Linked DNA regions of Homo sapiens: all the other regions are linked to region 1. Evidence: read pairs that join two places in POLR2A ChIA-PET (ENCODE). Cell type or tissue: GM12878. All regions are shown on one strand.

Region 1 (4,000 bases):
ATATATCACATGGAATATATATATTCCATCATATATATATATCACATGGAATATATATATTCCATCATATATATATATCACATGGAATATATATATTCCATCATATATATATATCACATGGAATATATATATTCCATCATATATATATATCACATGGAATATATATATTCCATCATATATATATCTCACATGGAATATATATATTCCATCATATATATATCACATGGAATATATATATTCCATCATATATATATATCACATGGAATATATATATTCCATCATATATATATCACATGGAATATATATATTCCATCATATATATATCACATGGAATATATATACATTCCATCATATATGTATATCACATGGAATATATATATTCCATCATATATGTATATCACATGGAATATATATATTCCATCATATATGTATATCACATGGAATATATATATTCCATCATATATGTATATCACATGGAATATATATATTCCATCATATATGTATATCACATGGAATATATATATTCCATCATATATGTATATCACATGGAATATATATATTCCATCATATATGTATATCACATGGAATATATATATTCCATCATATATGTATATCACATGGAATATATATATTCCATCATATATGTATATCACATGGAATATATATATTCCATCATATATGTATATCACATGGAATATATATATTCCATCATATATGTATATCACATGGAATATATATATTCCATCATATATGTATATCACATGGAATATATATATTCCATCATATATGTATATCACATGGAATATATATATATCACATGGAATATATATATATTCCATCATATATATGGAATTCCATCATAGCATTTGCAGCGACCTGGATGAAATTGGAGAATATTATTCTAAGTGAAGTAACTCAGGAATGGAAAACCAAACATTGTATATTCTCATTGATATGTGGGAGCTAAGTTGTGAGGACGCATAGGCATAAAAATGATACAATGGACTTTGGAGACTTGGAGAGAAGAGTGGGAGGGGAGTGAGGGATAAAAGACTAAAAATAGGGTGCTGTGTATACTGCTCAGGTGATGGGTGCATCAAAATCTCACAAATCACCACTAAAGAACTTACTCATGTAAGCAAACACCACCTGTACCCCAATAACCTATGGAAAAATAAAAATAAAAAATAAAGAAAATAAAGAAAAATAGACCAAGGCACATAAAATCAATGAGTGGATAAAGAAATTGTGATACACACACACACACACACACACACACACACACACATATATATATACACAAACACACACATATCACATGGATTATATATATATATATTCCATCATATATATATATAAATCACATGGAATATATATGTATTGCGATATATATATATATCACATGGAATATATATATATTCCACCATATATATGGAATTCCTATATATATATATATATATATATATATATATATATATATATAGGAATTGATGGAATACTACTCAGCCATAAAAAGGAATGAGTTAGAGAAAGAAACAATGCCAAGCCAATAATCAATATGACATCCATAGGAAAAACAGTGAGGAGACCTATTTGACAAGAGCATACAATGCCTTAAAAACTTAAGGTGAGAAAAGTGAGTTGAAAATGAAAATGATGAGCTAACTTGCATTTCACCTTATAAGGTAAAAGACCTTTTGAAGACGGTAATTGTGTAATTGGAGTTGCCATTTATGCAATTATGTCAGGTAGTGACTTGTAAGATGGATAAGCCAGAGGAAACATGAGAGATAGCAAAGCCCAATCCAGATTTTGGTGTGTGTGTGTGGTAAATCACAGTAAAGTGAGGAACCCACAGGTGCTAGAAGGGCAACAGAAAAAAAAAAAAAAGGAATAGGAGAGGATTTGTGAGTCACTGTTAATGAATTTCTAGGTTCTGTCATCTGATTAGATTTAAAACCTGGGTTAAGAACTGTGATCTCTTCAAGATGAATTTTCAAACTTTGATGAGTAGGAGAAGCATCCCAAGGAGAATTTATCAAAAAAAAAAAAAAAGATAAGCCTAACATTAAGCATCAGGCAGTTTAACATGTATGAGTCTGTTGAGAGATCCTTTCAAGCCCCCACAGCATATTCACAAAAGTAGATTTGCTGCTTGAAATCATGAAAGCAGATGCTTTTCTTTGACCAGGACCATTACTAAAAATACCCTCCAAATTTCTTTTGTTTTAGATGAAAGTGCTGCTTAGGTAAATGCGAGCTTTCAAATTTAAGGTGCTGCTATTGTTACTTAGATGTGTTCTTCTTACTTGAGAGTTATATTTCCTGTGGCTTGGGTGTTTTCTGATAATACTAGTACATTCTGAGGGCCCCTCGCACAAATTGGAGGGAACGTCTTCTAGCCAAGCCTGACAAGGCTCATGGCTTTCCAAATGAAGGTCAGAGAGAGTACAGCATTTTGTCATGCAACTCTCCCCAGAAGGTTCAATGGAGCCGACCACTGTGACCACTGCTGTCACTGCTCAGTGATTGACAGTTACATTGCTCAATTCTGTACTCTCATTCCATTTTGTTGTAGTGAAAAATGCAGGTGATTTTGTGTCCTACAGACTTGGACTCTAAGTCTGTTTTAGCCATTTTGGTTACAAACTCATTTAATATAATAATTTTTAATTTAGAAATCTAGGCTTCATCAATTCTACCAGAGATAGTGATTTAATTGTGCAAACTTGAATTGTTATTCATTGTTTTTATACTGTTAATTGACAAATAAAAGTTGTATGTTTGTGATGTAAAATATGATGTTTTTGAGATATATATATATATCTCAAATCAATCTATTTACCTTACATACTTTTTTTGTGTGTGTGGTGAGAACCATTAAAACCTTCTCTCTTAGCAATTTTTTAATATGCAATATGATATGTAAAATAAATCTCTTAAACTTATTTATCCTTTGTAACTGAAATTTTGTTTCCTTTGGCCAATATCTTCCCAATCTCCTATCCCCTACTCCCCAGCCTCTGGTAACCACTGTTTTACTCCCTATTTCTGTGAAATCTTATCATTTGCAACAACATGGATGAACTGGAGGACATTATGTTAAATGAAGTAAGCCAGGCACAAAAAGACAAATACTACATGATTCCATTTATACATGGAACACAAAACAGTTTAACTGAATTTTTGACAACTACTAAAATGGACATTCAGGCAGTTATATGAAGTCAGAAGTAGAACCACGTACTAATCTTCCTTCCCTGTTATCCACCTTAATTATTAATAACATTTTTCCAACATACCACTTTGGTAGTAGATTTGATGATTCCATTCATTTATTTAAAAATATAAATGGGTGCCTATTATGTTCCAAGCAATGTGGTAGGCTCTGAGGACTCACAAGTAATATACACACAGATTTATCCTCAAGTGGTTTATTGTCTAGGGACAGAGAAAGGAACATATACTTTTTTTGAGAATGTTTTTGTCCAGACTTTGAGAAGATATTTATTAGGCAGTCAATGAACCCTTAAAACAATATAGGTTAACACCTATAAAGCAGAGGATGCTATAAAGCAGAGGATGTGGAGAAATAGGAATGCTTTGACACTGTTGGTGGGAGTGCAAATTAGTTCAATCATTGTGGGAGACAGTGTGGCAATTCCTCAAGGATCTAGAACCAGAAATACCATTTGACCCAGCAATCCCATTACAGAGTATATACCCAAAGGATTATAAATCATTCTACTATAAAGACACATGCACACATAGGTTTATTGCAGCACTATTCACAATAGCAATGACTTGGAACCAACCTAAATGCCCATCAATGATACACTGGATAAAGAAAATGTGGCACACATACACCATGGAATACAATGCAGCCATGAAAAAGGATGAGTTCATGTCCTTTGCAGGGACATGGAGGAAGCTGGAAACCATCATTCTCAACAAACTAACAGAGGAACAGAAAACCAAACACCGCGTGTTCTCACTTATT
Region 2 (4,000 bases), 430 kb after region 1:
AGAGAATGTGCATCCTTCCCCAAACCCCGAAGACAGGCAGCTTTGGCTTAAATATGCTTATTTATTTTCAAAATTAGAAAATAAACACATTAATGTAAATATGTTGAGACAGACAAAGAAATTTGTCTGCTACTTAATAAACACGCGATTTATACTTTTTGTCTTCTAATTAATTGTCGACCCTGAATAAGGTGGTACAACTAAGGCATATTATGGAAAACTGGCATTATTGCTTAATGTAACATGAGGGATTGGAATTTCTTTAAAGTAATTTTAAGATATGATTATTTAGCAGAAATATTCACTGGAGCATTTTACTTTTAGAAATTATCGTCACACAAGGAAGCCTTTATAGGACCGACTACCTAATTGCAGTCAAAGATCTCTTGAATGAATGAACACACACACACAGAAGAACACACATTTTAAGAATATAGTGGTCCTATATTTTTAAAAATTTTTGCCACATTTTTTATATCTGAACAGAACGTATGTGTCTAAGCAGATGTTTTAAGTTATATCCTTCATGTAGGTGAGTCTGTAAATGTACCATTTAACTTAAATGGCTTTGTGGGAAGGTAGTTTGAGGAGTTTAAAAAGGAAAAAAAAAAAAAAAAAAAACTCCAGTTACTACAGTTTCAGCTCTTTCTTTTTAAAAAACAGTAATTACACTCAGGATAAAGAAAGAAAAATAAACTCTTTTAATTCTTTGTAACATCCACAGTTTTTCAGGTAGAGTTCTGGTATATTTTTATTCCTGAATATGCAGGGCAGGTACTGGCAGCAGAGCTACAAAATGAAAACTTCCTGGCTGCAGACCAGATACTGTGCACAGTGCCACATCATAAACTTCCCCTCTTCTGTCTCGGAGTGATTTCAGCCCTAACTAATGTCCTTTATTTCCCCCTACATAGGGTAAGGAACAGAGGGCCTTCTTCCTGGGAAATAGGGGAAATACCTTTGGGAAAGGAAAAGTATAATGTTTCCCTTCTTTAACTTGAAAATTCTGCCTCTTAAATTACTAAGACATTAACTGCAAAGTGGATTCAGTATGTTTCCTTTTTATTCCCATATAGCAGTTTAGAATACATAAAACAATAGGTGTGAGATAGAAAATGAGACCTCTTCCCCACCCCCTACCTCCAGCACACCCAGACCCAATCAGATATCTGTACTTTTTGTTTCGAAAAGAAAAATATAATGGTTTCTTTTCAATGAAGCTTGTGCATTATATTCCAGATATGTTAGATCATTTTGTGATGCAAATTAGCATTGAGGTTTTTTGTACTTATCTCGGGAAATAGCAACGTTCCACCACAATGTGTGGTGCTGCAAAAATTTTTATTGATAAACACCCACACTTTAAATGATTATTAGGTCAAAATAGAGAGTACAGGGGGAGAAAATGTGAGCTTTTAGTTTTCAGATTTGTTTTATGCTTTTCATTTGAAAGGTACAGTGTAAGTTCTGTGTATAATACCATGCAAAATAAATTGACTTCTAAATATCTGCACTAATATTCCTTGTATCTGAAACTATAGTCTAAAAGCTTGTACTTCTCCTTAAAAAATAAAGTAAAACTTTGTTAAGAAGCAGGCTTTAATTACCAGTTACATTTTCAACTGTTACCCATGTGATTTTTAAAAAATCCTATTAAAAAATAATTTCTAGCTGCCATGGCTCCTTTCAATCAGTAGAATTCTCATTTGTATGAGGTGCAATCAGATTATTGCCAGCACACCTTTCTAAAACTAGCCTTCTTCTTTAGAAATGTATTAAATGGGAGCCTTCAGGAGAAAGTGTTACCACTTAATAAATATTTGTTCTAATTTTATTTTTAAACTAAATTATTGATTTAACAGTATATGAATAGTGTATAAATGTTAGCTTAGTTGTTAACCCACTACACTAATTATTAATTGCCTATATGAAATTTACCAAATTAGACCAACAGTTAAGTGTAATTTAATTTTATTTCTCTTGAAACTTAAATAGATAAGAATGATAATTTTAATTATGTTTAAATATCAAGCATTTATTTTTCTGTGAATGCAAATGTTCCCGATAAATTGTTAAGAAATTAATACAACATAGATCTTAAAAAATGTATAAGGCAGCTTATAAGAATATGATAACAATGGCATATTCCTACACCTGGCACTTTTTCAAGACCCATTAGCAAGGGAGGAAAAAGATGTTAAACTTTGTTTTGTAAATGCTAATATATATATGAGTCAATACTTTCTGACATTTATTTGTTAGAAAATTACACACATTTAAAAATTCAAATTAAAACTATGCTTCTATTTAGGCTATTGTAAGAGATTTCTTTATTTTCTTGGAAATTCTCTGGAACAGTAGGGTCATTTGAATCATACCCGTTGGTATTGTCAGATACATTGTAAAGTTTCAACTATTGAACATATGTATGGAATAGAAATTTTAAAATAGAAAATTCGCTATCTTGCCATTTAAGTATGATAAAACTATACCCGATTAAAACGTTGACTCTATTAGAGGTTCGCCTAGTAAGTAATTCTCTGGTCAAGAATTTGGGAAATTTTAAACTCTGTTAACCATTAAAACAATTACTTCTTTAAGGTACCGGATTTTCATCCATATTTGAGGAGCCTTATTAAGTTGTTGGGTGGTCTTTTTGTAAAGGTTTATGTGGTTAAAAAAGTAGATCTTTTCACCCTTCTATTACAGTTAACATTAATATCTTTAAAAGGTACTATATAAATCCAGACCTAATTTATTCTGGATGATTTTTCTTAACTAAATGAAATCTAACAAATTTGTCTATTTTTAAGTGAATCTTTTTTTTATTTCTAGTATTTATTGGAAGTTCACTTAGACTCTATATAGGTTAGAAGTTAAAGTAAATAATTTTGACTATTTTTTTCTTTCATTTCATGTTTGAATATTTCCCCCTTTACATAAACCAAAAAAAAAAAAAAAAAAAAAAAAAAAAAATCCGTGACGACATTGATAGATTTGCAGAAGGCTGAGTAAGATACTCAGTACCCATTAATTGTTTCCCTATGACTCTTGGGTTGAAATGAATCGGCAATATCCCTTCCAAGACTGTTTGATCTTGCTTGATTTAGAGTGAGCGTTATGTGATTTTTTCCCTCCGCTTCTCTCATTTTATAGCTTCAAAAAAATCAGAGAATTCTTGACTTCAGTGTTTTTTCCTTCCGTTTTCATTGTTTTTGGATTCTCTCCTGTCTGAGCTTCCTTCTTGCTTCAAAGTATTTGGTATCGTGAAAGCAAGTGCACTTTTAACTTGTTTTGACTACACATGGGCGACAGAATTGTTTTAGATGCTAACTTACCTCCTTACACTTGAGAAACTGATGTGGTTCATCACAGCCCAATGCCATGTCTTGAAACAACTGCGGACACTGATCTTGAAATAGCCAGGGCTATAGGATCATGTCTTTGTAAAGAACAACAGCAGCTTTAGAGTCACTGGATGGTATATTCGTTGCAAACATGAACAGCTTCATGAACTCCCAGGAAGTGGTACAGTTATTGGACAAGGTCAACCACATTATGCCTTTTAGGTTGCTCTATGAAGTAAGTGTTAGACCAGAACTCCAACGGTGTGAGTGTGTGTGTGTGTATGTGTGTACGGTGTGGGGAGCATCGGTGTGGGAGAGCAGAGAGAGAGAAAAAGCATGAAAGGATGAAGATACACTCTCGAGAGAGAAGATCGTTTAAACAAGCATAAAGAGTTTGGAGACTCCATTTCCACACTTAATATCATTTCTTTGATTCTACATATTATGCTATTAGACAAACATGTCCATAAACAATAAAGAATAATGATTAAGAACAACGACCAAAACTGGGTTCAAAAGCCAGCCTCCCATTTACTGATTAGTGGTTTTAGGCAGGTGTTTTAATGACCAGAAAGCCCCAGTACCAGGATCTGTAAAATGGGAATTATAAAATCACCCACCTCTTAAAGTTTTTTAAGGATTTACTAGGATAA
Region 3 (4,000 bases), 210 kb after region 1:
TGAGATATCACCTTACTCCTGCAACAATGGCCATTATTAAAAACTCAAAAAACAATAGATGTTGGCATGGATATAAGGAAAAGTGAACACTTATATGATGCTGGTGGACATGTAAATTAGTACAACCTCTATGGAAAACAGTATGGAGATTAATTAAGGAACAAAAAGTAGATCTGTTCAATTCAGCATTCGATTTGGCAATCCCACTACTGGGTATCTACCCAAAGGAAAAGAAGCCATTACATGAAAAACACTCATGCACATTGTATGTTTATTGCAGCACAATTCACAATTGCAAAGATACAGAACCAACCTGAGTGCCCACTGACCAACGAGTAGATAGAGAAAATGTGGTATATACACACCATGGAATACTACTCAGCCATAAAAAGGAAAAAATGCTTTTGCAGCAACTTGGATAGATCTGGAAGCCATTATTCTAAGTGAAGTAACTCAAGAATGGAAAATCAAATACCTCATATTCTCACTTATAAGTGGGAGTTAAGCTATGGGTATGCAAAGGCATACAGGGTGGTATAATGGACTTTGAATACTCAGAAGGGGGAGGATGGGAGGAGGTGAGGGATACAAACTACATATGGGGTACCATGCACACTACTTGGGTAACCAGTACACTAAAATCTCAGAATTCAACACCATGTAACTTGTCATGTAATAAAAAACCACTTATACCCCAAAAACTATTGAAATAAAAATAAATAAATAAAATTAAAATGGAAAATCTTAAGAAAAAGAAATGATCATAATAATAGTTATCATTGCTATATAGATAATACAATAAAAGGAAAGGAGGGAGGAAAGGAGGGAAGGAGGATGAGAAGAAAGGAGGAAAGGAGCAAGAGAGGAAGGAATGAAGGGAAGGAGGAAGAGAGGAAGGAATGAAGGGAGGGAGGGAGAGAGGAAGGTAGGAAGGGGGAGGAAGAGGGGAGGAAGGAAGAAAGGAAGGAAAGAAGGAAGGAAGGAAGGAAAGAAAGAAAGGAGAGAGGGAAGGAGTGGGGGAGGGATGGGGAGGGAGAATAAAAGGAATATATAGTTTTAGTTTGTATCATTTCTTATAAAATATATTAGGTTACATCATCTCCTTCTCCTTTCAAAGAAACCTATCAAAATAACACCTTGCTAGTTTTCTCTGGGGTTGTCATTTTAATCATGTTCATATATACTAGTAAAACATTTTGTTACTAGAGTATTAATATTTGGTATATGACTGAATCTCTAGCACTCATAATAAACATTTTCTCAATACAATAGATGCTCTTAGATTTCCTTTAATAGATTAACAAAAGAATTACTACTGGTGGAAAAATAAAAAAAAAATTAGTTCCAGCCACTTTTGAAGAAAAAATATTACAAAAAGACTTACACGATGTGCATTGCCTCAAGTAAGTGATTTTATCATTCTAAGCTGTTTAAAATAATCAGCCTCATAGAACTTTAGTGACCACCACTTTCTCACACTGTATTTGTAGTGAAGCCTCCTTATTAATTTATCAAGAGACAAACTAAATCCTCAAATACTTGCATTATCAAATTATTACATGACATGGGTTTTCTCTGTTCCAAGTTCCAGATGTGTCTAAGTCAGCTTTAGTCTCATAATACAAACTGTATGCTCTATAGACTCTTCCATACAAATTTCATGGTTTGTATCAGACTCTAAATATTGAGAGCATGTAAATATCATTGAAATATTTTTATCTAATTTAATTAACTTTCCCTACCGTATTGAGTATATCAACCATAGTTTTACCATTATCCCTTAGGCTGAATGATTATAGTATAATTTATGGAGATGAAGCCAAGAGCATATAACTAGTAAATCATCTATAATAAGCAAAGTGGAAAAGCATATTCCCTCTTCACAGGTGGATGATAATATTTGTGCCAAATAATATAGCACTTCTCCCCCTCCTTGGTATTTTAGACATGCATTTTGTTGTCAGGCTCCCTGCCAAAGGCTGCATGGGTCGCAGTGGAGTCTCGCTAATAATTCAAAAGGTGAGTTAATTAGAGGTTGCAGTTTGGAATGTTATCAAGCTGCTGCTTAGACATCTATCTGCTTTCCATACAGGTGTGAAATATTGACAGCAATTTTAGAAGTGTGATGACATTTTTACCTTTCACTTACTTGATTAGATTTTGATATGACTCATACTTTAACAGGAATAGAAACTATACCTCTGTTCAAGTAGCTATTTACCATAAGAAGGCACTGGGGAAGTTCAAAAGAAATGTAGTATTTAACGTATTAACAAAAACTCTTGGGAATTCCTTCCTTCTCCCATTAGAGCACAGAGGTTGATTTTGAATTTTTTTGGTCAAAATTAACCATTTATACCATAGTACCTTTCAATAACATGTTTTGAAATTATGATGACACTGAAAGCAGATTACAATGAAGCTTTGTTTTAGAAATACATTAATTATATGATCACATTTCCTGAATTAATAATAGGCCACAATAGAGATAATGTGAACGTTAGAGCTGTTTTTGCCTTAATATCATATCATATCAGGAGAAAGACTATAAAGAGGCCCAAATGTTGTCATGTATCTGGGAACATCTGGGTATGAATTAGGTGAAAAAATTAGCTACAACATAAATGGAGACAGTTCTATAACATGTATTTTATCATCACACTCCTAGGAGTTCAAAATTTTTAATACATTTATTGTGATTAAGAGCTTTAGATAATGATTGTATCTAAATATCCTTTTTGAATTGCCCTATTTTTTCCCTACAATAGTAGGATCATCAGTAGATCAAGCAGATAAATATGCATCCGAGATAAATATACATCATCAGTAGATACAGCAATTAATAGGGCAAATGTTTTCTATGTAAGCAATGTTTCCCTTTTTTTAATCTCTTCCAGTCAAAGTCAGACACAAGTTTTAATCTAATGTCCCTTGCAGGTCTTCTATTTTCTGATTTCCCCAAAATAAAAGGCCATTTGCTAAGCCTCCAAGTCTGGCATAAAACTCTTTACATATGACCTTTAAATATTTTTGCGTATTTTATTTACTTTTCCATGAGTTATGAAGATGATGATAATGGTTATGATGATAATGAAAATGAGAGCAACAGAATTGAGGACAGGTTTGTTTTAAAAATTTAAAAATTAAATTTAAATTGATTAAAAATCACCCAATTATTGGTCTTTTTATGTATTTGTGGAAAATATTTTAATTTTGTTCCGCTGAAAGCAGAGCCTCAGACAAGGATGTAAGAGCATGTGGCTTGGTTTGGAGGTCATCTCAGTAAGCAGGAATGAAGGAGTGGGGAGAGGCAGGCAGGAAAAGTGCAAATGTAAGAGCTTATTATTGACCTTACTTCTGTAAAGCCTCAAGTCTGCTCAGACCTCTAAGAAGCATACAGAACGTCTTCCAGCATTGTCCACCTGAAGAAGAGGAGTTGGCAGCTCTTATTTCTTTGTTTAAAGTTGTCCCCAGGGGTGATATATTTTCCTTTTTTTTTTTTTTTTTTTTGAGACGGAGTCTCACAGGCTGGAGTGCAGTGGCGGGATCTCAGCTCACTGCAAGCTCCGCCTCCTGGGTTCACGCCATTCTCCTGCCTCAGCCTCCCGAGCAGCTGGGACTACCGGCGCCTGCCACCACGCCCAGCTAATTTTTTGTATTTTTAGTAGAGATGGGGTTTCACTGTGTTAGCCAGAATGGACTCAATCTCCTGACCTCGTGATCCACCCACCTCAGCCTCCCAAAGTGCTGGAATTACAGGTGTAAGCCACCGCACCCGGCCTTATTTTCCATTTTTAAATACCCCACACTTCTTAGCAGTGTTCACTTCAGGCCACAGGTGAAATGCCAGCATAGCTGAGAAAGCCCAGAGGATATAAGCTGAAAGATACCAACCAAGTGCTTAAGATAGGAAACCACCATCCTGAGAGAAGTTATGCCTGGGCTTACAAGAAACCAACCATGAAATGCAATTGTGGCCACAAGCATATGTGGCCAAGGG

What was found. ChIA-PET counts read pairs that join two places held together with the same protein. Peaks named below come from ENCODE experiments on the same cell type or tissue, not always from the same donor. Only the 100,000 strongest peaks of a DNase experiment are listed, where the experiment ranks them.
Region 2: POLR2A ChIA-PET joins it to region 1 with 6 read pairs; 3 of 35 experiments call an interaction of 5 or more read pairs at or near these places.
Region 3: POLR2A ChIA-PET joins it to region 1 with 11 read pairs; 1 of 35 experiments calls an interaction of 5 or more read pairs at or near these places.

What each region holds. Positions count from the first base shown.
Region 1 is chr5:89,307,221-89,311,220 of GRCh38, reverse strand. All of the region lies in intron 7 of MEF2C-AS1 (MEF2C antisense RNA 1), which reads right to left. Among named protein-coding and RNA genes, the nearest start is that of LINC02161, 270 kb to the left of the region's middle. In GM12878, no CTCF peak of the experiment used is centred here; a DNase peak (open chromatin) is centred at 2,460; H3K4me3 peaks cover 284 bases; H3K27ac peaks cover 2,285 bases.
Region 2 is chr5:88,872,685-88,876,684 of GRCh38, reverse strand. All of the region lies in intron 1 of MEF2C (myocyte enhancer factor 2C), which reads left to right. Among named protein-coding and RNA genes, the nearest start is that of MEF2C, 8.5 kb to the left of the region's middle. In GM12878, no CTCF peak of the experiment used is centred here; no DNase peak of the experiment used is centred here; H3K4me3 peaks cover 2,628 bases; H3K27ac peaks cover 2,372 bases.
Region 3 is chr5:89,095,464-89,099,463 of GRCh38, reverse strand. The region is part of intron 4 of MEF2C-AS1 (MEF2C antisense RNA 1); the gene reads right to left. Among named protein-coding and RNA genes, the nearest start is that of MEF2C-AS1, 210 kb to the right of the region's middle. In GM12878, no CTCF peak of the experiment used is centred here; DNase peaks (open chromatin) are centred at 2,143 and 3,973; H3K4me3 peaks cover 242 bases; H3K27ac peaks cover 745 bases.